Regions from separate parts of the Mus musculus genome. Here all the other regions are linked to region 4. A link is a loop called in an ENCODE intact Hi-C map of the cell type or tissue named here. Cell type or tissue: heart. All regions are shown on one strand.

Region 1 (5,000 bases), 200 kb before region 4:
TATTTGACAAAGCACTAGGGGATGTTGAACACCAGGTCAGGGTCACTGCTGGGGGCAAAAAACAGAACAAACCCCACCTTCTGATTTAATTAGATCCACTTTATTTTCAAGATGAATGTGAAGGTAGACTATCTTGCAGTCTTCCACAAGAACCACAGGGCCTATCTTGACATTAACAGGTATAAACAGTGGCCCTGGTCTATGAGAAGATTGTTATGTATTCCCACTGCCTTATTTTAAGCTGAGCAGTTACAGAGTTCCTCAAAGGGGACCTCAGAATTGTGAGACCCTTACTTAGCTACCCTCTTAGAAGTTTGTTAGGCTTCCTAGTTGTCTTACTCTGACCATTTAAAGGGATTTTAAAGGGATCTCATTTTCCAGTTCTGCCACGGAGACTCCTCTGGCACATTTTCAGTACCTTCATACACATTTCCTTTGTGCTACTTCTTAACCACTGCCAGGCAGTTTATGGACCCTTCATTGGTACATAAAACCGAGTAGCCGTATAATTCTAATGAGCCCTTGCTAGTTAGTGATAACACTATACTATGGCTGTTGCTGTACTTCTATAGCAATGTGTGAAGAGTGAATGTATTAGTCAGTGTTCTCTAAAGATTTAATACACACACACACACACACACACACACACACACACACAGCTATGAAGAAGTAAAAGGCACAAAGAACAGGATCTTTCAAATGGCCTGCCAATAGACTGATCGGAGCTCCAGCACACCCAGTTCCCCTGCAGCACTCTCTTAGGTATTCATATACTGGTCCAGACCCATTGCCTGGCAGGTCCTGCTGCCTTCTGTGCCCACACATACTCTTTTCTCTACCCACATCTACCTAGTCTGCTGGGACTCAGACCACCTCTCACGTTTAGGCTAGGTCATCAGAATTGGTGTGTATTGTTAGTATATATAGGGCACAGGAAGGAAAGATCTGATTTAAGAAAATCCATCCTGCTCTAGTTACTTGGGATATTTGCCAGGGACCCAATCACCCTCACTTCTGCCTTTGTTTGCAATACTCACTGCCTTGGGGTATAATCTCAACCTCTTATCTTTGTAACCAGGCCTTTAATTCACTCCCAGGGTCAAGGATAGTAAGGGCAACAACAATGGGAAGAAGAAAAAAAGATAAGGCCAGGGTGCATCCCAGAGTCAAAGCATGCTTGGCACGCTTAAGGCCCTGGTCTCTGCCTTAGCAAATGGGAGGGAGGAGAGAAGCCAAGTATGTGGGAAACAGGGACTGAATGAATTGGGGGTCACCTGAGTAACATAGTGACATTCTGTCTCCAACAATATGAAACAAACCAAAAAAATCAGACCGAGAAAAAGAAACTCCCCAAGAGCCTTTCTGTGAGGGCCCAGGAACAGCGCAGACTCTTCATGGTTGTTGATTCTGGTTTCTCCTCAGATTGCTAAGTATTTTGCCTTTATTTCCACAACTGTCACTCATCATAGGTCTTAAACTTGTCCTGCCCAGCCTCTTATCCACACTGATTCCTATTCCAAATGACAAGTCCCAGTATTCTTATAGAGTGGAAATAACAAGGGTACCCACCTCACATGGTCACTGTGAGGAACAGGGAGCAGACATTGCCTGAAATTTACACCAAATGTTTCAATCTTGGAGAGAAACTGGTTTTTTTGAGACCTGATTAAGCAACCTGGAACTCCTTGAAAATAAAAATATTCCCAGGCCTAAACCATCTTGACATGGACAGAGCACACAATGCATTCACAATGAAGAGCAGCAGTAAACCAGCAGGGCTGGCTTTTGCCCACCAGGGGGCAGTATGTTACCACCTAGCAAGAAGCAGCTCTTACCTATGAGAAGCCAGTAATTCCTCAAGTAGTTCAGCTTGCTCTTCCCTTTGAGTCCAGGGTCAAACTTGAGGTCTGTGCTGGGAGTGATCACACACTCTCCTTTGTCTCCAATGGTGACGCCATCTGTCTGGGGGCCTTCCAGCAAAGGAAGAGTGCTGCCTCGAGGCTGTGGAGATGGGATGCGGTGAGCTGCAGGGCTGGCAGGAGAGGTTTCCCAAGGTCCTAAAGGTTTCCCTAAAGGGACAGTTGTGGCTCACGCAGCTCAACAATCATCATCCATCAAAGCATGACACAAAGATCCTGGGACTGGGCAAGGGACACTCTACTGACATCTTTTCAGATTGTTTGCTTAAGACAGAACTCAAGCAGCCCAGGCTGTTCTTGAACTCTAGACTCTCCTGTTTGCATCTCGCAAGTGCTGGGATTACAGGCATCAACTATCATGTCTGGTCCTGCCATGTCAGGTTTGCATGTTTGGGTACCGAGAACCAGGAAGAACATGCATGATAGAACTCCGAGAAGCTACTATCAGAAATTCTATGAAACCATGTAAGAATCTATATGGTCACAGATGACGCAACTGACAGTGTGGAATAAACTGCTGAGTTGTTAGACACTGATGAGTTGATAGAGTCAGGAGTGGCCTCACTGCTGCAGCAGCCAACCAACTCACCAGGCAGCCAGTATACAACCAGCCAGTCCAGGCACAAGCACATCAGGAGTGTAATGTCCCAGTCACTCGGTGAGAGTGCTCAAAGCAGGCTGGAGAAGCCTGAGGAGGCATGGAGCACTCACAAAAGGATTGAGCAGGGGAAAGGAAGTGAGAGACCAGCAACTGAAGCTCAGAAGAAAGAATAGGGAAGTTTGGGTGATCATGGGAAGCATGTGCTTCTCTGGACCATGCAACCCTGAAAACTAGCAGAGTGGTAGGTAGGCAGGGTGGGACTGGCTGGAAGAAAGCCTGACGGTTAGATCTGAACACAAAGCCATAGGGAGTGAGTCTTTCCTGGCTTCAGGGAGCTGCTTCTGTCAGCATCTGCTTTCAGCAGGATGTGGATTTATAGAAGCCGCTCATGATTCACTCAGCTCTGCACTTCCCCTTCCTAACCAGACGTTTACACAAAACTCAATGTCACTTTTTGCTAGAACAAAAGCAGTCAAGAAACTGCATCTTTAGGTCCCACACTCGACTCACCACGACAGCAACCCCCTCATGCACCATTGAGGGAGAGGCATAGAGGCTGGTGGAATACTTCCCAACATACAGAGTAGGCCTGAGGAAAAAAACCAGAAACATACATCTTAAGTCATTTTATGTCCAAACCCCATACACTGTGGCTTTTAGGATATCAGAAGCATAGACACAAGTGTCAACTGCCACACATGAGCCATGAAACTCTCACAAGGAAACCAGCAAGGTGGCAGGGGTACTGTAGAGTGACAGGGCAGTAGGTCTTCAGGCCCCAGATTTGCCTATCACCTACAGAATGGGAAGCCTCTTTCCCTGCCTGCAAATGGCAGGACTGGACTAGACTGGACTAGACCAGTGCAGCCGAGGAAAGGGCTGCACTGATGACTAGCAGGAGACTCAGCACTTAGCACCTGCTGCCAGTTTCTCAGGTGAGCGAGCCAGCACTCTTTCAGAAGCACTACACTCAGCACTACCATGCTGCTGTGGGCTTTATGAGGACTTCAGGGCTCAGCAAAGGAACAGGTGCTCCATTCCAGATGCTGAGAGCAAAAGGAATGTATCTTGTACAGGGCAGTGCACACCTGTAATCCCAGGACACATAGCACACTGGAGGCCAGCCTAGGCTCACGAGACCCTGCCTCAAATAAAGAAAACAAACAAAGCAAAAAGCAAAATGAGAAAAAAAGAAAGAAACTCCAATCCAAACTGAATGATATTTCTTGGTAATGTGCTCCCACCTGAGATATCACAGAGGGCTGTCTAGTACCAGCATGAAAACAGCGGGAGCTATACCTACAGAGCTACAGTAATTACTACTGTCAAGAGCCTTGGATCAGTCATCTATGAAATTATCCAAAGTTCTTTCTACAAATACCTTCTACCTAAATGGTGTTTCACTATAGACAACAGTTTCACAATATGATTATATTTCAGCTTCTCCACAAATCTATGGAGTAGGAAGATTGAGGCCTAGCTTTTAACAGGTAGAAATGAAGGATACAGCCTGCTGAGTTTTGGTCACATACACTGTGATACTTTTTTTTTCTGATTTTTAAAATGAATATGACATGTATTAAAAATTTTAAATATATAGTCTTGTAATACAGTCTCCCCTCATATTTTGTAGTCAATGTTCAAGAAGTCCAGGTAGGTAGACAATTGTAATCCCATTACTTAGGAAGCTGAGGCCAGCATGAGTTACATAATGGGACTTTCTCTTCAAACCCATAAACATAATACAGAAGCAGAGAGAGAAAGAGAAAGGCAGTGACAGAGAAGTCTGAAGTATAAAGGGGTACTACATGGCTTACATTCTGAGGTTCCGAAATGAGCCAGCGGTTTGTTTGGTTTTTTGGGGGGTGGGGTGGGGGTAATTTGCTTTTCAAGACAGGGTTTCTCTGTAGAGCACTGGCTGTCCTGGAACTCCCTCTGTAAACTAGGCTGTCCTCGAACTCAGAGATCCACCTGCCTCTGTCTATTTTAGCTGGGAATAAAGATGTGCACTACCACCATCCCCCAGCTCAAAACAAGTCTGTGACTCTTGATGTTCTACATGAGCTCAGAGATATCTGCCAATTCCCTGACCCCCCCAGTATAGGGCATATTACACTGTAGCAGTCCCAGAATGCCAAGTTTGTCCTTTGCTGCCTGTTCTGTCCTGTCCTCATCTGTCCCAACTCCTCCAACTCACGTTAGCTTGCTCTTGGCCTCTGTCTCCTTGGGGAATGGATACTTCCACTTGGTGATGCGCCCCACTTCCCCAGACATGAAGGTCAAGTAGCGTAGAGTCTCCACAGCAACGTTGATGTGCACCACCTTTCTCAGGACCTCCCCCTGCCAGACGTAGAAGGCCACCACAGGAGAGGCATAGTTTTGGATCCACAGGACATCCCCAGATTCACTGTCCACAGTTACCACCAGTCCATCGCCATTGGACACAAAGTGGGACATCTCTAAAGACCAAACAAAGCATG
Region 2 (5,000 bases), 110 kb before region 4:
ATTTTTCAGTCTCTGCACAATCAACATTTTGGGGCCAGGTGTTTTAATTTTTTTTTTAATTGTTCAGATAACCCTGGGCTATAGAGGCTGTCCTATGCATTGATGGGTGTCCCCTGACCCCTCTGCTCTCTCCCTGTACTCAGCTCCTAGGGATGCTGTCATCAAGTGCTCAAAACCAAATGCTTTATAGCAAGAGAAGGTGCTTCAGTGGGTAGAGACTCACTCCTGTTGGAGATGTGAATAACACCAGCAATGCTTTGGTCTTCATGCGACTTACGGAGCATCACCCTCAACAGCAACAAATACACAAAAATAGACCATGTGCTGAACAATAAAATAAGCCTGTAAGATGACAGCAAACCTCTGAGATGGCATTCCCAAAGGCCCGTGCCCTGGTACTCACCTCCTTGGTGGGCCCCTCCCCCACTGTGCCAGGCTTGCTCTAAGGGATCAGTAAATTGTGGAAAGTGACAACATGCCCCTTCCAAGACTGGACATTTTGCAGCTTTTGGTCCTCATTCCCTCTGTGCATCTCTCAGCTCTCTTATTCAAAGGGAAGCAGGCCAGCTTTGTGTGCATTATAAGCAGAGCTAGAGACCCGTGCAGTTAGGAACTGAAACTCTCTGCCTACAGCAGAATGCGGCTAGGAGTAAGTAGATAATCCAGTTCTATGGAGACTGCAGGTCAGGGTCGACATCAATGGAAACTTTACCAGTGGCCCAGAGCCAGGAGTGCCAAGCCCAGACCCTCTGGGTTTCTGATGTGCAGAGGCTTCCAGGTTATATGCAAACACCTGCTGTGAACCACTGTTGTGCCTCCTTCACACACCTCTACTTCCCAACCCCTTCCACTCCGCCTCCCCCCACCCCCCCACTGTGAAGGCCAGAAGAGGGCATCAGATCCACTGGAAGTGGAGTTAACTTTGCCAGCTGCCTGACTGAGCTCAATTCATGTGTAACCACACCACTGAGCCATCTCTCCAGATCCTCAGTGTTCACAAGGCAGGGTCTCATACAGCCCAGTCTGTCCATGTCCTCCCTAAGTAGCCGAGGCTGATCTTAAATTTCTGATTCTCCCACCTCTATCTCCCGATGTTGGTTTTGTAAATATGTCCCACCACACCCTGCTAACATCATTCTCCTAAATAAATGAGGACAAAATATAATCTGTGGGATGCCGCTAAAGCAATCCTTAGTGTGAAAAGGATAGTTTTTAATGGGCGGTTAGAAAAGAAGAAAGGTCTCCATTAATAATCTAAGAATCTAAACTGGGCGTGGTGGCGCATGCCTTTAATCCCAGCATTTGGGTGGCAGAGGCAGGCAGATTTCTGAGTTCGAGGCCAGCCTGGTCTACAAAGTGAGTTCCAGGACAGCCAGGGCTATTCAGAGAAACCCTGACTAGGAGGAAAAAACAAAAAAAAAAACAAAAAAACAAACCCAAAAAACAAACAAACAAAACTAGAGGAGCCAGGAGTGGTGGTACATACCTCTAACTGTAACTCTTCAGAAAGGAGTTTAAAAAAACAAAACAAAACAAAACAGACAATTAAAGCAGAGAATATTAATAAAGCCAAAAATGATAAATCTCTTTGATGGGGTAGAGCACATTCCTGATTTTCAGCACTTAGGGAGGCTGAGGCAAGATTATGAATTCAAGACCAGTTTGGTCTACTCAAGCAAGACATTCTCTGAATAAAAAAAGGAGCAGGTGAGATGACTCAGTGGGCCTCTAGAAACTTCCAACCATTAAACCTATCAAAGGATTACTGTATTTTGTCAAATAGCATTTGGTTGTATAGACAACAAAATTTATATTTTCTCATAAGAGCCTTTGCATATTCTCAGTTGTGGGGTACTGCTTTTGAATAATATGCTATTTACAATTATGCATGAGATTTTATGTGTGTACAGGTCTTAATTTCTCTTGAGTAAACTCCCAGGTATTAACAGGTCACCTGGCAAGTGGATGTTTACAAGAAGTTAGTTGTTTAACTCCTTTTTCAAAAATGGTTTGCTCATTCTATTCCCAAACATAACTGGGAGCAAAGCTCTGCATCCTCGCCAGCTTACAACACACACCTTTCCAACCGAGCACACAATATACAGAATAAAGATCTTAAACTGGGCGTTTAAGCCTTTCAGGTGCTGGAATTACAGATGAGTCATGAAGCCAGGCCGAGGGAGGATAATCTCAAACTGAGGACCAGAAAGGTCCCCTCATCAAATCAGTATTCGCTCGCGTATTCAGTCTTTGCTCCTACGGCTGCGGATCCTTTGAACCCAAGAGGCACTTCGGTTCTTTTTCCCAACATCAACCTAGGTGTAGGGATCCCACCCCCCCCCCCCCCCCCCCCCCCCCCCCGTCTCCCCGAAAAAGCAAGACGCTGGAAACTCGCAGTTTCGTCCCAGCTCTATGGTTGGTGGACCTATCTACACGCTGGAGGACTCAGAAAGCCCAGCCAATGAACCGTCGCTCTTGAGCACGTGACAAGAAAGCTGGCTTCCTACTGGTCAATACTGCAGGAGCCCGCCCAATAACTTCCGGACGCTTTCTTTAAGACAAGGCCACACGTCCATTCCGGCCTCTTATCGACGGGGACTGCTCTAAGGTAATGTGTTCTCTGAGGAAGCTGAGGCTGCACGGTTTGAGCTGGGTGGCCGGCGATGATGACACTCCATACATAGCACGCGTTAGACTGCTGATCCGGGTGATGCGAATCGTAATCTGAGCCGACCGCACCGGCAGCGGGAGGTGGCGGGCGCAGCCGACTTCGTACCCTCACCCTTCGCTTCTCTTTCAGGTCTGCCCTGCGCAGGACAGCAGACAGCGTGGACTTCTACCACCTTTCCCCGAGCCTCTGAATAAAGTGTTTAAATAACCCCGCTGGTGTCTTGTGTGTCACTGTCGCCGACGCGCTGCCTTTGAGCCCCCGGCCCACCTTCTCGTGGTGCCGGGGGTTAAGCTGCGGCGCCATAACACTCTGCTAGCGCATAACTGGGGCCGCCTGCCCTTCGCGGGCGGCCCTTTTAACCGCTAGCTACAGGCTCAGAGCAGCCGACTACACGGCACTTCGGGAGTCGAGGGCAGATGGTGTTGGCCCAGGCCATAGGCTTAGGTTTTGGAGTAACTGGCCCGAGTGATAACTTGATAAAGTAGGTCCTGTACTGTCCTTTGTCCCTGCCCCAAGCGTGGGCAGTACTTGAGATGTCCTGCCTACAGGAAAATGGAATGGGAGGAGCCCTGGAGGTGAATGGATGCCATCTGGCACACGGGCTTTGGGGCGACTGAAGCCTTAAGGGGGGAGAGGCTGTTAATTAAGTCAGGCCTCAGAGTGCAGATATGCCAGAGGTTGCGTCCCCAGTGTTTGAATAACTGAGACCACCGACCTAGAAGGAAACTGAATTACAGAGGCTTCTTTTTGGGGAGGGGGGCTTCGAGACAGGGTTTCTCTGTGTAGCCCTGGCTGTCCTCGAACTGAAATCCGCACCACGCCCGGCTTAAAGAGGCTTCTTAGTGTTCCTGAGTGAAGTTGCTTAATTGGAGCTTACTAGTAAGCAATTAGAACAAAGTAGTTAGATGAAACTTTGGATTAAAACAGAAAGGAAGCTTTAAGGGACAGGTTCCATAGACTGACCAGTTTTTCTAGAAAACAAGGTTATCCCTCTGGTTCCATAAGAAGTAATAATGGATTTCTTTAGTTCCCACCTCTACAGTGCTGGAGGCTAGCAAAGGTGGCTAAAACTAGCCTTGTGAGGGTCTCTGCATTCACGGTCCTGTGGGTTTCTCTAAAAAATAACATGCTTGTCTGGTGTTTGACATGAATATTTATTTTGTGAGACAATGCAAGTGATTTTAAGTTCCCAAATTATTTTAAGCTTAATAAGTTCAGTCTCCAATTGTGTGTCTATCTAGTCTTGCCTTTAGTTACTGCAGAGAAAGACCAATGAACAAGGCATGTGGGCTCTTGACAGGCAAATGGGAGAAATTAAAGCAGTACACTGACTGGAATGGTCAAATAATTTGTCATGTTTTAATGGGATGATTAAAATAAAGACTCAAATAAGTTTTCAATATATTAATTTCTTTAAAGTCATCTTCAAGCAAGGTGCTGTTTAAGAAAAAAAACTTAGCTTTGTCCACAGACAGTAAATTATCAGAAGTTACTCAAGGTAATTTTGACATTGGATGCAGCTTTAAACAAACAAGAAAACCTAGTAGATCTCCTCAAAGCAAATTATACAATTAGAGCCCCCGAGTTTGTAAACTAAACATTCTGACACAAATGCACAAACGTAAGTTGGCAACATTAAAGAAAGGTCACAAGTGCATGTGTGGATGTAGTGCTTGCCACTGAGGAGAAAGGAAAGTCCATTTGGCCACCAGAGAAGGGGACTGCCCACAAACCTCCCGAACCCGTTCGATCATCCTACAGCACACAGAAAAACCAGAAAAGAACACTTTGGCTCCCACTTTCTGGCCCCGTCCCATCAGTACCAGGGAGGGACAATCGGTCGTTGTGCACAGTGTTTTGACATTGTCACACTCGCTCATGTCTCAGAAGAGTCAGGATTGGTTGAAAAGCAAGGCGATTGTACGTCTTTGGGATGGTTTGATCTCACGGCTTTGCCTGATGTTCACATGAAGCCCACCCCAGTGAAAGTGTGGGTGTGTATGTTCTATGGCTACTTGCTTCCAAAATGCACAATTTAATATGAAAAAAGTTGCTATGCCTATTTTACCACCAATGAAATGGCTCACAAAACCACACTCCACACAGGTTACCACAGTGACATTCTCCAAGGATGGAGGGCCGCAGTCATGCGTACAAAGTGTAGAGTGGAAAAATGTTCCATTGTGCACCAGCTGCCTGAGGAAAAGCTTTGGAGGAGTCAAAAGGCAAAGGGAAGCCTTCTAGTTGTACAGCTTTGCTCTGAATGTGCTCATTTGCTGTCATAAAACCTGGTAGACTTAAAAAAAAAAAAAAAAAGCCATGGTGCGAG
Region 3 (5,000 bases), 92 kb before region 4:
ACCTAGTTTGGTCAAGTTCATTTTGGTTTCCAGAGTCATCAGAAAGGACCCATTGTAAGACATTTCCAAATCGATCCAGAGTCCTAGAGAGACAGTTAACAAACAAACAAAAAAAGGGTTTGTTTTGATTTTCGTTTTTTCTTTTTGCCTCCCAAGAAATATGAATCTAAATTACAGTATCCAAACGGGTACTTCCAGGACTAGAAAGATATTTCAGTGGTGAAGAGCACTTGCTACTCTGCAGCAGAGTTCAGCTCCCAGCACCCGAATGATGGACTGCAGTCATTATCTAACTCCAGTTTCAAGGGATCTGACGCCCTCTTTCGACCTCTGAGGACACCAGGCATGCATGTGGTGCACACAGGCACACAAAATAAACCCTTCAGCGTCTTTAAGCTGGCATTAGAGTAAAGCCCACACGTGATTTGTACTAACAATGGAGGCATGGAAAGGGTAAGGCCCTCCGCCCTCAGACCATGAGAGGGACGACTGGTGGTTTGCATGCAGGGCAGTGGCCACAGTGGCTACTCTGGGGGGTCACAGTGAATTCAGTGTCCATGTGAGCTCAGCAAGGGCTCCATCCTCTCTCTCTCCCTTCCCCCCTCCTTTGTTCCCCTCTCTCTCCCTCCCTCCCTCCTCTTTCCCACCCCCTCTCTGGCTTCCCCACAGCACCGCCAGGAAGGGTGGCCCAGGGGCTGCTGTTTGCCAAGTGAGGAGACTTCACTGTGAGACTGTTTCCTTCCGGGAGGTGGTCATCAATGGCTGGGGCTTAGGAGTAATGTAGCTGTTGGGGGTCACTCTTGTAAGCCTTCTCATCTATCCCAAGAAGGTGAGATGGCTCAGCAGGTAAAGGCCCCCTGCCACCAAACCTAATGACCTGAGTTTGATTCCCTGAACCCACATGGGAAAGGAAGAGAACTGACTTCTACAAGTTGTCCTCCCAGCTCTGCATGCACAAGCTCACCCACCCCATCAACTCCTCCCTGCAAATAATAAACGGTTTAAAAAAGACAGCCCAATAAACTCATTGTATGCTCTCTCTCTCTCTCTCTCTCTCTCACACACACACACACACACACACACATCTCAAACTTTTTTTAAAAATTTTTTTAAGATTTATTTTATTTTTGGGCTGGAGAGATGGTTTAGTGATTAGGAGTACTGGCTACTCTTCCAGAGGTCATGAGTTCAATTCTTAACAACCACGTGGTGGCTCACAACCATCTGTAATGGGATCTGATGTCAGTGACAGCTTATTCATATACATAAAATAAATAAATCTTAAAGAAAAAAGAAAGGCCGGGAGTGGTGGCGCACGCCTTTAATCCAGCACTTGGGAGGCAGAGGCAGGCGGATTTCTGAGTTCGAGGCCAGTCTGGTCTACAGAGTGAGTTCCAGGACAGCCAGAGCTATACAGAGAAAACCTGTCTCGAAAAACCACCCCCCCCCCCAAAAAAAAAAGAAAAAAAAAAGAGAAAGAAAAACAATTTGTTTTATTTGTATAAGTGTTTTACATACACGTAAGCATGTGCACGGTGTGCACGCCTGGTAAAGGAGAATGTCAGAAAGGCTGCTGGAGCCCTGGACCTGGGATTGTGGATGCTTGTGAGCTACCATGCAGGTGTTGGGAACTGAACCCAGGTCCTCTGCAAGAGTAACAAGTGCCCTTAGCCTCTGAGTCAGACGTGTAGCCCCTAAATTCTTATATTTTTAGTATCCATTTGTTTCTGGAAATTACCTAATAATAAAAACAAAAGGAGTTCCAGGAGTATCTCAGTAACTCTGGAGAATCACTTAATGGCAGAGTTTTAAGAATTTAGTCATCAGGAGGATATTGCTGCCAATAGCTCATATCTCATTTCCCCAGGATGGCTGCCACTGGCCCAGCATCCAGTGTGCACACATCACTCTCTGTCAGCACAGGAGGGTGGCCTGGCAGGCCTGCGAAGCTACATGAGATGCTTTCACTCTTAGAGCTCCGTAAGACCTCATGGATATTTAATCACAATGCAATCCTTCAAGTGGCTATTTAAATGCTAACAGACTTTTATAGATCGTCATAAGACAAGTGACAATATGTAAGAGGAGGCAGGAAATTAATCTCAGACCATTCTTCATACATAGCTGCAGTTTCAGTCCACTGCAGTAAACAGCTCCCCCCCCCCCCCCCCCCCCCGCGGCTAGAAGCACTGTCCATCCGTACGGAAGTACTAATGGTGCAATTCTTCACTAAAGGCAGAATAATTCCTATTGGTTTTCAACAAATTCTTCCTGTTACTGAATGCGATTATCCTCCATGAATGGCTTGGTTTAATTAAGTGGCACAGGTCAAGGGTGATTATCTTCTTTGCGGGAAAAACTGCTTCATTTCTAGCTTACGGTAAGCAGTTTAAAAAAAATCATTAGTTAGCTTACTCTTCAAAATGCTGTTACTGTGGAGATAAAAGGCGCATCTGCTTCAGGAAAGACATTTAGTCCTTAACCACTTCCAGGAGAATGGGATCAGTTCAAAGGGCTACAGAGGAATTTTAACTCACTATAAAAAGGACACTAATTTCTTTTGGAAATCCTGGCCAGGTTTCCAAATAATATTAATGGCATGAATTATCTTTGAAAGCTGTCATATTAAGAGTACCAAAACTTTTACTCCCTCCAAAATGGGAGGTTTTGTCTTTCTTTCTCCAAAATTTATTCTTTAAAAAAAAATATGTATATAAGAGTGGTAGTGTGGTGGTGGTGGTGGTGGGGGCATGTGCAGGTGCAGACAAGGCCAGAAGAGGGCATCTGGACCCCCTAGAGCTGGAGCTGTGAACCACCCAACATGGGTACTAGGAGGCAAGCAAGTATTCTGGAAGAGGCCAGTACATAGGGGGTCGGATTTCCTGGAACTGGAGTGCCAGCCGCTGTGAGCCGCCCACTGTGAGCCCTTTACTAGTGACTCAGTTCTCTAGTGCCTGGCTGTCAAACAAACAACAAACAAACAAGTGTTATGGGCACAGGTGGTTCAGGCCCCAGTCACATGGGCTATGGCCCACCCTCATCTCCAGGAAGACCAAGTGAAAGGCTTGGAGCCCCATTACATGAAGTAGGGTTTGAATTCACTGTAAGTTTCTTGATCTCTGGACAGAGGTCTCACCTACACACAAAGGACACCATGCTATCTTTTTAGGGAAGAGTGCATGCAGCCAGCAGGCTGTACGCCCTGGCCATCCTTCTAGCTGCAGCTGCTACAGGGTAAGGCTATACGAGATAACCAGAAATCTAGCTCAGGAGACCTAAATATGATCAGATATTTATGGCGGGTTTGCTGTGTTCTTTTTCTGTTTTCTGTTTCGTTGTTGTTATTGTTGTCTGAGACAGGATCGGGTGTTTCAGCATGCCCTTACTGGCTGTGCAGTTAAGGATGAACCCAGACTTCTGATTCTCCTGTCTCCATTTCCCAGGTGCTGGAATTGTAAGCACATACCTCCTCTCTCAGTTCATCGAGAACTGGGAATCAAACCCAGGGTTGTTTCATACTAGGTAAACATTCTACCTCCTGAACTGTATCTCTGGTCCTGCGTCTGGCTTCATACTCCTTATTATGTATCATGAGGTCCATCCACAATCTAGGATTGACTCAAGAATGGGCTGAGAACTTAAAACTGATATAAATCGCAAACAATAGTTCAAATTACTATGATGTACTTGTAATGCAGAAAAGAAGGCTATTGCATTGGAAAAAAAAAAACCAAAAAACCCAAACTGCTTCTATGGCAATGACTGGCAGGCAAGCAGCACACTGAAAACCCAGGAGCATGTGCCCTTCAGTGCAGAGGCCTAATCCCACTGCTATGCCCCAGGCCCCGGCTTGGGCACCAGATGAAGTGAACAGCAACTAGGAAGCCTGTTGCCACCTTGGGAAAATGTATAGATATGGTGACAATGTCAAGATGGGGTCAGACACCAGAAGTGCCACCTTATCCTGAACACAGACAGCTGCATACTGTTATTCTACCCATGCTCAGGGACAAATCACCAACCAAATGACAATTAGCATGACAAACTTTAGAGGGTCTTTATATAAGCCCCCCTTCCCACCCCATCCCCAGAGCTCAGGGTGGCTGAGAAGGGTGCCACAAAGAATAGACAGCTCATTCCCTGAAAGTGCTGCTCTCTCGGCGAGTACCATCAACTGACAGGTGCTGTAAAGAACCTGTCTTCAGGAAGTACGAGACTGTGATTAAAGGTGAGGCTGGGGAGATGGCCCTGTTTACTCAGCAAAGCGCTGGCGGTACAAGCATGAAGGAGGACCTGCTGACTCTCGATTGCTCAGGTAAAATGCCGGGTAATGTACCTGTAATCCCAGTGCTGAGAAGTGGAGACTTACTTCCCTGGGCTTGCTGGCCAGGGTTTAATCAAATTAGTAAGCTCCAGATCAATGAGAGACTGGCTTTTCAAAAATGAAATGGAGAGGAATAAACGTGACATCAGCCTATGGACTCCACAGCCGTGCATGCACACAGGTACAGAATAAAGATGGCCGCCGGGCATGGTGACGCATCCCAGCACTCGGGGGCCAGAAGCAGAGGAGGAGCCTTCATAACACAGTGAGTTCAGTTCAGACCCTGTCTCAAAATTAATCAGGTAAGAGAGGCTGGAGACGCCTCAGAGGTTAAGTGCACTGACTGCTCTTCCAGAGGTCCTGAGTTCAATTCCCAGCAACCACGTGGTAGCTCACAACCATCTGTAATGGGATCTGGTGCTCTCTTCTGGTGCGTAGGCATATATGCAGGGAGAATACTGTATACATAATAAATAAATAATCTTTTTTTAAAAATCAGGGGGAAAAAAAGAATAAAGATGGCCTCAATCAGCTCCGCCCAGACCATAATGTAAAGTGCTAATAAACGGCCAAGGCAGCACATCTCCAGATGCAAGGGGGCCACAACCAGAATGGAGGACTCTGTGTGTGTGTGTGTTTGCACGCATGTGCATGTGCGTGTGTGTGTGTGTGTGTG
Region 4 (5,000 bases):
CACTGAGGGGCTAAGTTTTCCAAAAATCGTTTTTCAGTGGGGGAAAAACTCCCTTGCACCAACTCCCGCGCGTAGAGTCGGCACTCCGGAGTGGCATGTGGTGCAATGGAGCCGGCAGCTCCTGTCCCTGCATCGGTCCCCCGGTCTCCACCACCGTCATCTCCATGCTCCCAGCGGGGCAGCTAGCGTTAGGCCTCAGCCCAATGTCACTTGTTAACCTTCCGATCTCCCCGGTTTTTGGTACGCCGCCACCTCCCTTTGAAAGCACACAAGCCACCCCTCGGTCCCCGGTGTCCGCCAGGAGTTGGGAGAAAAACAAGCGAGGCGCCGACAGCCACTGACAGATTCGCGCAAAAGTAACCGCGCTCCTCCATTCCCAAGCTTCTCCCACGGTGGCCCAGGGGGCGGAGGACGGCAAGGGCCCCACGCACAGAGGTGACAAGTGTTTTCCTTCAACGAGCGTGTGAATGCTGCTTTCCCGGACCCACACCGAGCCGCGGACGCTAGGCTGGGACCTGACGGCTTGCACCTCCCGCCCCGGGGCGACTCCGCCCTGCCCGGCCCCCAAGCAGGGAAGGTCTCTCCCGGGGCCACCCATGCCGGCGTCCCGAGCCCTGGTAGTGTGGAAGGGACCGAGCCCCGCTGCGCCAACGGCTGCGGGAGCTGCCGGTGTCCCGTAGCCGGGCCACCCAGTCAGGGCCTGCTCCGCCCGTCGCCCCACCTGGCCCGGAGCGCGCTCACCCCGGATCCGCTGGCTGCCTCATCCTACTACACCGGCGCCCGTACTTGGCGGCCGCCGCGGCTCCTGCTCCAGCTCCAGCTCCGGCTCTGGCTGGGGCCGCCGTGCTGCTGCCCGCCCGCCCCCGGGCACCGGCCGTCCCGCCCCGCCGGCGGACCCGCCCCGCGGCCGCGGCCCCCACCGCCCAACCACAGGGCGGAGGGGGCGGGGCCAGCCGCGCACCAGACATGACCAATCCAGCCAGTGCCGCGCGCCCGCGACGGGCCTGGAGGATCGGCCAGCGATCGGTCAGGGCTGTTAAAGGGGCTGCGGCGCTGCGGACTGGAAAGAAGGGGAGGCCGCGAAAAACTGCGGGTTACCTGGCAGAATCCCAGTGGGAGGAGCGAGCGTTGCACTCTCCCAATTGAAACTGAGGCGCTTTCCCCAGCTCTTTGCATTTCTTAATTTCCTCTTCCTGCAATTTAGCAACAAGTGCCTCCAAGCCGTGAGGGAAACTGTCTGGCTAGGCAGATTCTTAGGAACAGAGGTCTTAGGAGGACGTCGGACTTTATCAATCCCTGCTAGTTCCAGAAACTGGATGTCTGAGCTCCTCCTCCACACCTGACCGTAACAACCAATCGCAAACTGATTAGTAGAATTAGCGCCTAGAATTCGTGTGACGTAAATATATCATATATTATGATCTTGGGTTTTTTTTTAATACAGGGTCTCCTGTAGACTAGGCTGTTTTCAGAATTGATATGTAGCTGAAGATAGCCTTGAACTCTTAGCCTCCTGCCTCTGCCTCTACCGCTATGACTATAGGCATACACCACTACACCTGGATAACATAAGTTTACCTTAGAGGGATCGTGTCTAGGGCCCAGATAAAGGAAGGTGACTTTTAAAAATGAGTTCTCGCTTAAAATGTGCTTGGAATGGTGGAGGCTATTTTTACACCCATCAGTTCCTTACAGGGTAAAGGGAGGGGTGGAGGGGGCAGAGGGTAGGCAGGTCCCGCAGGTCCCTCATAGCACAGGGGCAGGTTGTGAGAGTGTCTTTGCTTATCAACTTTGCCTTCTAAATGAGTGGGTCCCAAACTTCAGCATCAGCCCATCCCAGAGGACTCTAGCATGTCTCAACTTTGCAATGACTGGGTCTGGGCCGTTTATTTTTCAACATTCTTTCCCCAGGAGATTCCAGTAGGGGGCGCTCTGGGGGGGCATGCTTTTTTTTTTTTTTTTTGGTTTTTCAAGACAGGGTTTCTCTGTGTAGCCCTGGCTGTCCTGGAACGCACTCTGTAGACCAGGCTGGCCTCAAACTCAGAAATCCGCCTGCCTCTGCCTCCCAAGTGCTGGGATTAAAGGCGTGCGCCACCACGCCCGGCTAGGGGCCATACTCTTTCGAGTCTCTCATTGCTGTGAAATTAAAACTCAACCGGCGGAAAATAAAGCTAGATTCCTCTGTACAATCAAAATCCATGATATGTTTGGGAGACTTGCTAGTCAGTAAACCTAGAGACCAAAAAGGAGCTCAGACTGGCCCCCTGCATGTGACACAGCACGAACTGAATGTTGACGGGCTCTAGACGCAACAGATGACAGCTGGAACTCCTCCAAGAGGAAAGGCAAGGCTGTGACCTAGCACATAAGGAAGTCAGTCTTGTTCTCTGACCAGTGAGATAATGCATAAGCATTTAATGGCAAACACACCCTCCCATGGCCCGCACTAGGACCAGTCAACCCCAGAAGGACACCCTGCCCCTCTGAGACCACATTCCAATGTCATCATCCAGTCCTACTGCCTACCCTCCTGGCTGAATTCAACTTCTAGTCCTAGTGTCCCAGACACCTGTGTGACCCAGAAGTCTTTGCCCTGGATTTGGAGGCCAGCCCTTGTATTAGTCAAGTTTCACTGGGAGAATAGAATGGATGTCAGAGATACAGAAAACAATGGGGATTTATCAGATTGGCTTACACAATACAGTCAGAGAAGCTCAGGCCATGAGGTTGGATGAATCAGTAGGCCCTGTCTTTCATCAAAGGGCTGAGGGATTCTCGGTGAGAAACTGGTCTTCAGTCCGTGTTGAAAATTCAAAGACATTGGGTCCTGATGTCGGTGAAGGATCCCAGCAGCAGAAAGAGCATTCACCATCAAGAGGCCAAGACAGGCAGGCAAACCGCATAAACTATTCCCTCAGACCCCCTCCGATCTCAGCCTCTGCAGAAGGTTCCCCACAATCTAATCAAGAAGATCCCTCAGGGACTGGAGAGATGGCTCAGCGGTTAAGAGCGCTGACTGCTCTTCCAAAGGTCCTGAGTTCAAAACCCAGCAACCACATGGTGGCTCACAACCATCTGTAACAAGATCTGATGCCCTCTTCTAGGGTGTCTGAAGACAGCTACAGTGTACTTGCATATAATAATAAATAAATCTTTAAGAAGAAGAAGAAGAAGAAGAAGAAGAAGAAGAAGAAGAAGAAGAAGTTCCCTCATAGGTGTGCACAGAAGCACTCCTGGTTGGTTCTAGAAGGAACCAATCAACTGCTGAATGTAATGCTCTCTCTTGGAACTTGGAATCTCAGCACCAGGGAAGCTGAGGCAGAAGCTTACCCAAGAGTTTGAGGCCAGCTGGGTTGTATATCCAAACCCAGAAGAGAGTAGCAGGGAGACGAGAGGAGAGGGAGAAAAAAGGGGGTGGGAGAAAATCGTTGTCTCGAGAAATGAGGAATCTAATCAGAAGTACCTGTGTGGCGGGGCCAAGGTCCCACCATCTTGTGTGTCCTGCAGGCATCTAAGGTCTGGCGCAGAGCTGACAGCCCACCCCCCCAAGCCCACTTACATTCCCTTTTATGAATAAGTCTCTTAGAAAATTACCAAACTCCACCACAGGGACTTGAGGTCAAGGCGCCCTGGCTAACTGACACTTTTGCTTCTGTTAAGCTGTTAGCTTGCTCCACTTCCTCCTGCAGCTGCCAACGGGGATATGCATTTGGATTTTGGGTTTTTGTTTTGTTTTGTTTTTCCATTAAAAGCTCCCTGCCAAAGGCAGTCAGGGCTGCTCTGTGAGATCTGTTCTCTCCAGGCAGTTGCTGGTTGGCTTTACATTCTTAAATTCCAACTCTGATTTTGTCAAGTGGTCCTTGGGGTCTTTGCTCCACGACACCCAGAACTGCATGGCAAGCATGGGTTTCAGTGGTGACACGGCTTGAAGCTCTTCTTGGCCACTTGTCCCAAGCCATCATCTTAGAAGAAAAACAAGAAACAGTGACCGTCACCCTCCTTGCCTTCCACAAATATTAGACTGATCAGCTAACCATCAACATAACATCAAACCAAGAACAATAAGGTCTGGTGTGAATGCTGGGAAGAGCCCTTTTTTCATAGATAGATAGATAGATAGATAGATAGATAGATAGATAGATAGATAGATTATGTATATAAGTACACTGTTGCTGTCTTCAGACACACCAGAAGAGGGCATCAGATCCCATTACAGATGGTTGTGAGCCACCATGTGATTGTTAGAAATTGAACTCAGGACCTTGGGAAGAGCAGTCAGTGCTCTTAACTGCTGAGCCATCTTTCCAGCCCCAGATCCTTCTTTTTATTTTTATTTTTATTTTTTTGTTTTTGTTTGTTTGTTTTTCGAGACAGAGTTTCTCTGTATAGTCCTGGCTGTCCTGGAACTCACTCTGTAGACCAGGCTGGCCTCGAACTCAGAAATCCACCTGCCTCTGCCTCCCAAGTGCTGGGGTTAAAGGCGTGCACCACCACTGCCCAGCCAGGCCCTTCTTTTTTAAAGGTGAAGATTTTGAGGTATCAAGATGACTCCCCTGACATGGATGTCCACTACCAAGCCTAACAATCTAGTTTAATCCCTGGGACCCACCTGGTGGGAGAAGAGAACTGACTCTCAGAGATTGTCCTCAGACACTGTAGCACAGGCACACACACACACACACACACACACACACACACACACACACACAAAGTACATAAAGGTAATTTAAAAAGAAAAGAGAAGCCAGGTAGTGGTGGCACTCACTTTTAATCCCAGCACTCGGGAGGCAGAGGCAGGTGGATTTCTGAGTTAGAAGCCAGCCTGGTCTGCAGAGTGAGTTCCAGGACAGCCAGGGCTACACAGAGAAACCCTGTCTCAAAAAACAAAAAACAAAACAAACAAACAAACAAAAAAAAAAGGATTGTGTCTGGGTATACAGGTGTAGAAACTGAAGCTCACAGAGGAACAATGGTGTATCTGGGACAGGGACAGCTAGTTA
Region 5 (5,000 bases), 340 kb before region 4:
GGAAGAAATTCATCAATGCTGCTGAAAGGCAGAAGACAGCCTGTTTCTCTGCCCTAATAAGCCAGAGCAAGAGATTATAGAAGGGGGGAGGGGACAGAAGAAAAACCTCAGGTGGCCACAACCTGAGACCCCCATCATCACTCCAGACTTGAGGTTTTCCTAGAGTAACTGCAGATATAATCTGCGGTGCTCTGCCCTCCCCCCAAAAAGCTCTCCACTGGGGTTCATAAAACCTGTAGTACGGCTGAGCCCTCCAGGAAATCCTGAGGCAAGGCAGCCCAGGCAGGCCTGGGATAGGCCCCACCCAGACATCTGCTCTAGACTTCTGGGGCTCAGGCTCCAGGCCCCTAGCTCACCCACAGCCTCAGGGGAAGGCTGCTCACAATTCAAGTCCTAGTTTCCTCTTTGTCAAGCTCTACACCTGGGCTTTGAAGAGCTAGTAACTCCTACTTAGAAACAAAACAAAGTCAACCGCCACAGATTCTCAGCCTCTCTGCCAGCCTGCTCCACCATGGGGGTAGGCAGGCCTGCTTACATCCCCAGGACACCAGAATACAGTAACTTCCACTTGGTCAAGCACCAACCCCACATTCTAGGCTTGATTTTATAACCACCAAGACAAGGTTAGTAGGCTAGGCCTGATTCTGCCATCTCTGGGTTAAGAATGTAGGGTTCCAGCAACTACATAATGGCTCACAACCATCTACAGCTAGCATACTCATATACATTAAATAAATAAATAAATAAATAAATAAATAAATAAATAAATAAATCTTTTTTTTTTTTAAAGAAAAAAAATGTAGGGCTCAAGTAAGCATGCTCTGCCGGGCATGGTGGTACACGCCTTTAATCCCAGCACTCGGGAGCAGAGGCAGGCGGATTTCTGAGTTCGAGGCCAGCCTGGTCTACAAAGTGAGTTCCAGGACAGCCAGGGCTATACAGAGAAACCCTGTCTCGAAAAACCAAAAACAAAAAAAAACAAAAAACAAAAAAATAAAAAAAACAAACAAACAAAACAAAACAAAACAAAACATGCTCTGCTCTCCTCCAAATCTGTAGCCCTGGTCCTTCTGATAGCTGCCTGAACCTAAGAGCCTCATTTGGAGGACATACCCTGACCCTATGAACAGAGGTATTTTAAACTCTGAGCTGAGTGAACCCTGCAATAATGCACACTAGGTTTTGTTAAGCTCTTCAGGGTAACTATACTCCAAAACTAGAAAAAGCCTCTAGAGTTAGGTGGGCTATCAATTTACTTCAGCAGGCTCCCCAATATGCTCATCTTGAGCACACAAGTCTGCTCACCCCAAGAACTCTAACCAGGAGCCCCTCTGGCCTCAGATCCCAAGACTTGCTGGAAGTTGGACATGGGAAGAAGCAAGCGGGATCTCCTTCAAACTCAACCAATGCTAACTGGGTTCTCCTTCCCTCCTTTCCCCTGCCTTTCCCTGGAGGAGGAAGAGGAAGAAGAAGAGGAGGAGGAGGAGGAGGAAGAGGAGGAGGAGGAGGAGGGGGAGAGGAAACATAGTTGGTATGGGATGCCCAGATTCAAGGCTATCTCCTTTCTCACAACTAGCAGCCGCAGCCATTTGGCTGGCCAGCCTGGCCTCAGCATAGACCCAAGGCTACTCTACAAAATATGCAGGAATCCATCTTCCAGTCTTCAACAGGGGCTTTCCCAATGGCATGTTCTCTATCAGCTGCTTTCCAAGGAAATGGGTCTACATAGTGAGTTACAGGACAGCCAGGACTATATAGAGAGACTTGGAAAACCAACCAACCAAACAGACATCCCCAGTGCCTGTAGGAAGCTTCCAGACCAGCTCTAAACAAGCAGAGCCAAGGGCTGACGCAGAGACTCATCAGTGATATACTAGGCCCATGAATCTCCAAAGAAAGCCACATGGGAAAGATAAACCCCGCTAGTATCCTTGGAACCACGTCTATCTCTGTTTATACCCAAACTCGTCATTTTCTTTTTAGATAGGAGTTGAAATGAAGGGGGTCACTTATCCCCACTCCGACCCCCAGTTAGGTATCTCCTGGGTATCTGATTCCTGGGCTGGAGAGATGGCTCAGTGATTAAGAGCGCCGACTGCTCTTCCAAAGGTCCCGAGTTCAAATCCCAGCAACCACATGGTGGCTCACAACCATCTGTAACGAAATCCGATGCCCTCTTCTGGTGTGTCTGAAGACAGCCACAGTGTGCTTACATATAATAAATAAATGAATCTTTAAAAAAAAAAAAAGAAATCTGATTCCTGGGTGGAATATGCATACATCATGAAGATCTATTTCTGAGACTTCTACCTAGAGACACCAGCAGGGGACAGAGCAAGCTACAGTGCACACCTCTCACCTCTCTGGCACATAGGTTGAGAGACATATGGCCTTGTCAGGAACCTGAGGGATAAGGAAAGAGAGGTTGGGCGTGATAGTGTGTGACTGTAATGCCAGACACTTGAGAGAAAAGAGTTCAAGGTGGGCTTTGGCTACACAGCCAGCCTGGACTATATGAGACCCTGTATCAAAAAGCAAGTAACAAAAGTGACAAGGATGTGGGAGAAGGATGGGCACAATCCCCAGGAAAGGAGGTGCAGCTCCCTGATACAGCAATCGTCTGCCACGTGCAAAGCCCTGCCTGGATTCCATGCTCAGCACCAAAATGCAAAAGCAAAACAAAATTCCCAAACATTCTGGAGCCACTTGAACCAGAGCTCTGGGGAATGAGGAGCGCCACATGCAGAATCAGGCTGAGTTCCCAATGCACTGACCACGGGTCCTGTCTCTGCTTGTCAATGGCCTTTGATGCTGCAACCTGAGACAGCTCTCTGCCAAGACAGAAGGGTCAGGGCAGTACCCTGTGCAGCCCAAGACCAGCAGGACTCCACAAAGCCTCCCTGCTCCTCCAAACTTTACTGGACACTGGCATCAAGAAGGAAAGCCCCGTACAGAGGATATCTTGAATGGTCTGTTAATGGGATCGGGCCTTCTTCAGACCTGGACACAGCTATTTCTAATCTATCCTGGAGTTATCTGGGCCCAATCTCTTTAGTCTCCCATTTCGTAGGAAGCCTGGCTTCCTTCCTCCTCAACTTGAGCAGCTGGGAGCCATCTCAGACATACTAACGCTCTGCCAGTTCCCAACTAGGAAGAAAAAAAAAAAAAAAAAGAAAGAAAGAAAGCCAAGGCAGAGATGCAGTGGGACCGAGGCCAAAGAAAGAGTAACCCTGTTTTCTCACTAACGACCCTCTTCCAAATTTTCCTCACCACATCCCGGGTCACTCCCTCACCTCCACTCCGGGACCTGTCTTACACTTTCAACCTGATTGCCCACAATTCTCTAGATCTCACGAAGCCTCCATCTCTAAGTTACTCGGAGCCAAGAAGCCCCGGGACTCCTCTAACTGCTCAAGCCCTCCACCGCAGAGGGCTTTCACCCTTTCCCCAACACTGCCTCCAACCCCGAGCCACTAACCAAGGGACTCTGGCCTGCCCGCCACCAGCCCTCGACAGTTCCTCCTGCAGTGTCCCCTGGGCCGCCTGTCCTCACCTGAGGCCCCAGGGAGACCGACACAGCGCCCTCGCGGCGCCGCTCGCCTGCCCTCCTCACCTGGTACTGCGCCGCGGGGCCAGCGGGGCCCATGGGGCGGAAGGCGGCGGCCCCCGGTACCCCCATGCCTCCAGAAGGCCCCGGGCCCCTGAGCGCCGGGCTGGGCAGCATTCCGGGTCCCGCAGGCGGAGGCGGCGCACCAAGGGCCGCGGCAACGGCGCCGCCGCCGGGGCTCAGCGGAGGCAGCGGGAACCCGCCCGCGCCACGGCCGGACATCACTCTGTCCCGTCCCGCGGTGCAGCGATCCGGCCTCCGGTCTCCGTGTTGAGTCCGCTCCGCGAGCTACGTTCCGCGATCCGGGACTTCCCGATTTTACTACCGGGTTCCGGGATCTTCTACTCCAAGTTCGCAAGTTCTTTGCAGCCCGGCTTTAGGATCCCGCGGCCCCTCTGACTCCGCTCCTGCCAGGGATACTCCAGATCCGGGATGTGCCGCGAGCCCGCAGGCCTCTCCCGGCCTCCGGAGGTTTGATCGCCGGAGTCCAGTTACCCAGAGGCGGTTACGAACTCCCAGCCCCGCCCAACCTAGACCCTGCAGGCCCCGCCCCTGCCCGGCAACCCAATCGAGAATGCCTCTTTAAATCCCGCCCTCGCGAGACCCGCCTCAAACCAGCACCTCCCATAACTGACGGCCTTAGAGCCCCGCCCTTGGGGGAGGCGGCCTTTTCCCGGAGGAGCGGGAGCGGAAGCTGCACGCGGAAGCGCGGAGGAGAAAGGCGTGGGGTCAGAGTTCGAAGGTCGCGTAGGGCCGTCCGAACTGTTAGGTGTTTGCTGTTTGCTCCGTAGTGCTGCTGCCTCGGCGAGATCCCCGATATGGCCCATCCAAAACAGTTCCGTCAATTCTGCGTCTTCAAGCCTTAAAAATAAGCGATCCGCGGCGGGAAAGCCGCCAACCACTTTTTAAGAGCCCATCTCGGGGCCGGTGGCATAAGGCACCCCACACCCACCCACCCATCTACCCCCAGAAGCCTGTATTGGTTGCTCCGCGCTTCCAAGGACATGGGCGGCCCCAGACGTGACCCAGCTGAGTGAAAGCTTGGCTTGGCCCAACTCCGAGTACTTAACTGCACTAACTTGCCCGTGCCTTTCTTTAAGGAAGCCTGGTAATTCGCAGAAAATGTTTTTAGGTGAAGGGATTTTGCATGCTGAGAGAACTCCAGGTACTGAAATAAGTTTTATCCAGTTTGTATAGGACTTAGTTTTGAAAAGTTGAGAATCAGCCGGGCGTGGTGGCAAACGCCTTTAATCCCAGCACTTGGGAGGCGGAGGCAGGTGGATTTCTGAGTTCAAGGCCAGCCTGGTCTACAAAGTGAGTTTTAGGACAGTCAGGACTACACAGAGAAACCCCGTCTCGAAAAACCAAAAAAGAAAAGAAAAGTTGAGAACCT

Evidence for each region. A loop is a pair of places that touch in the nucleus more often than their neighbours do. Peaks named below come from ENCODE experiments on the same cell type or tissue, not always from the same donor. Only the 100,000 strongest peaks of a DNase experiment are listed, where the experiment ranks them.
Region 1: it touches region 4 in a loop (3-fold over the local background); 30 of 42 quality-filtered maps call a loop at or near these places.
Region 2: a loop joins it to region 4, with 2.5 times the contacts of the local background. A loop is called at or near these places in 32 of 42 quality-filtered maps.
Region 3: it touches region 4 in a loop (2.2-fold over the local background); 33 of 42 quality-filtered maps call a loop at or near these places.
Region 5: it touches region 4 in a loop (3-fold over the local background); 4 of 42 quality-filtered maps call a loop at or near these places.

What each region holds. Positions count from the first base shown.
Region 1 is chr11:106,416,989-106,421,988 of GRCm38, forward strand. Ern1 (endoplasmic reticulum (ER) to nucleus signalling 1) reads right to left here. Exons shown (of 22, transcript NM_023913.2): 8 at 4,718-4,979; 9 at 3,031-3,109; 10 at 1,836-2,001. Among named protein-coding and RNA genes, the nearest start is that of Icam2, 37 kb to the left of the region's middle. In heart, no CTCF peak of the experiment used is centred here; DNase peaks (open chromatin) are centred at 1,893 and 2,653; H3K27ac peaks cover 356 bases.
Region 2 is chr11:106,498,333-106,503,332 of GRCm38, forward strand. Tex2 (testis expressed gene 2) reads right to left here. Exons shown (of 12, transcript NM_198292.3): 12 at 3,807-5,000. Gm36220 (predicted gene, 36220) reads left to right here and starts at 2,583. Exons shown (of 2, transcript NR_168513.1): 1 at 2,583-2,608; 2 at 2,801-2,879. It overlaps Snord104 (small nucleolar RNA, C/D box 104), which reads left to right and starts at 2,659; the gene lies at 2,659-2,731. It overlaps Gm22711 (a small nucleolar RNA gene), which reads left to right and starts at 2,913; the gene lies at 2,913-3,045. In heart, no CTCF peak of the experiment used is centred here; DNase peaks (open chromatin) are centred at 2,489 and 3,139; H3K4me3 peaks cover 1,966 bases; H3K27ac peaks cover 3,117 bases.
Region 3 is chr11:106,519,932-106,524,931 of GRCm38, forward strand. It overlaps Tex2 (testis expressed gene 2), which reads right to left. Exons shown (of 12, transcript NM_198292.3): 8 at 1-83. Among named protein-coding and RNA genes, the nearest start is that of Gm22711, 21 kb to the left of the region's middle. In heart, a CTCF peak has its summit at 2,757 (motif pointing right); DNase peaks (open chromatin) are centred at 690 and 1,910; H3K27ac peaks cover 667 bases.
Region 4 is chr11:106,612,117-106,617,116 of GRCm38, forward strand. It overlaps Tex2 (testis expressed gene 2), which reads right to left and starts at 814. Exons shown (of 12, transcript NM_198292.3): 1 at 742-814. In heart, a CTCF peak has its summit at 1,892 (motif pointing right); DNase peaks (open chromatin) are centred at 215, 995, 1,725 and 2,365; H3K4me3 peaks cover 1,893 bases; H3K27ac peaks cover 2,189 bases.
Region 5 is chr11:106,268,880-106,273,879 of GRCm38, forward strand. It overlaps Smarcd2 (SWI/SNF related, matrix associated, actin dependent regulator of chromatin, subfamily d, member 2), which reads right to left and starts at 4,093. Exons shown (of 13, transcript NM_001130187.1): 1 at 3,614-4,093. The coding sequence starts at 3,829. It also overlaps a transcript of Tcam1 not described here. In heart, CTCF peaks have their summits at 2,310 (motif pointing right) and 3,571; DNase peaks (open chromatin) are centred at 252, 2,692, 3,452 and 4,152; H3K4me3 peaks cover 2,539 bases; H3K27ac peaks cover 3,053 bases.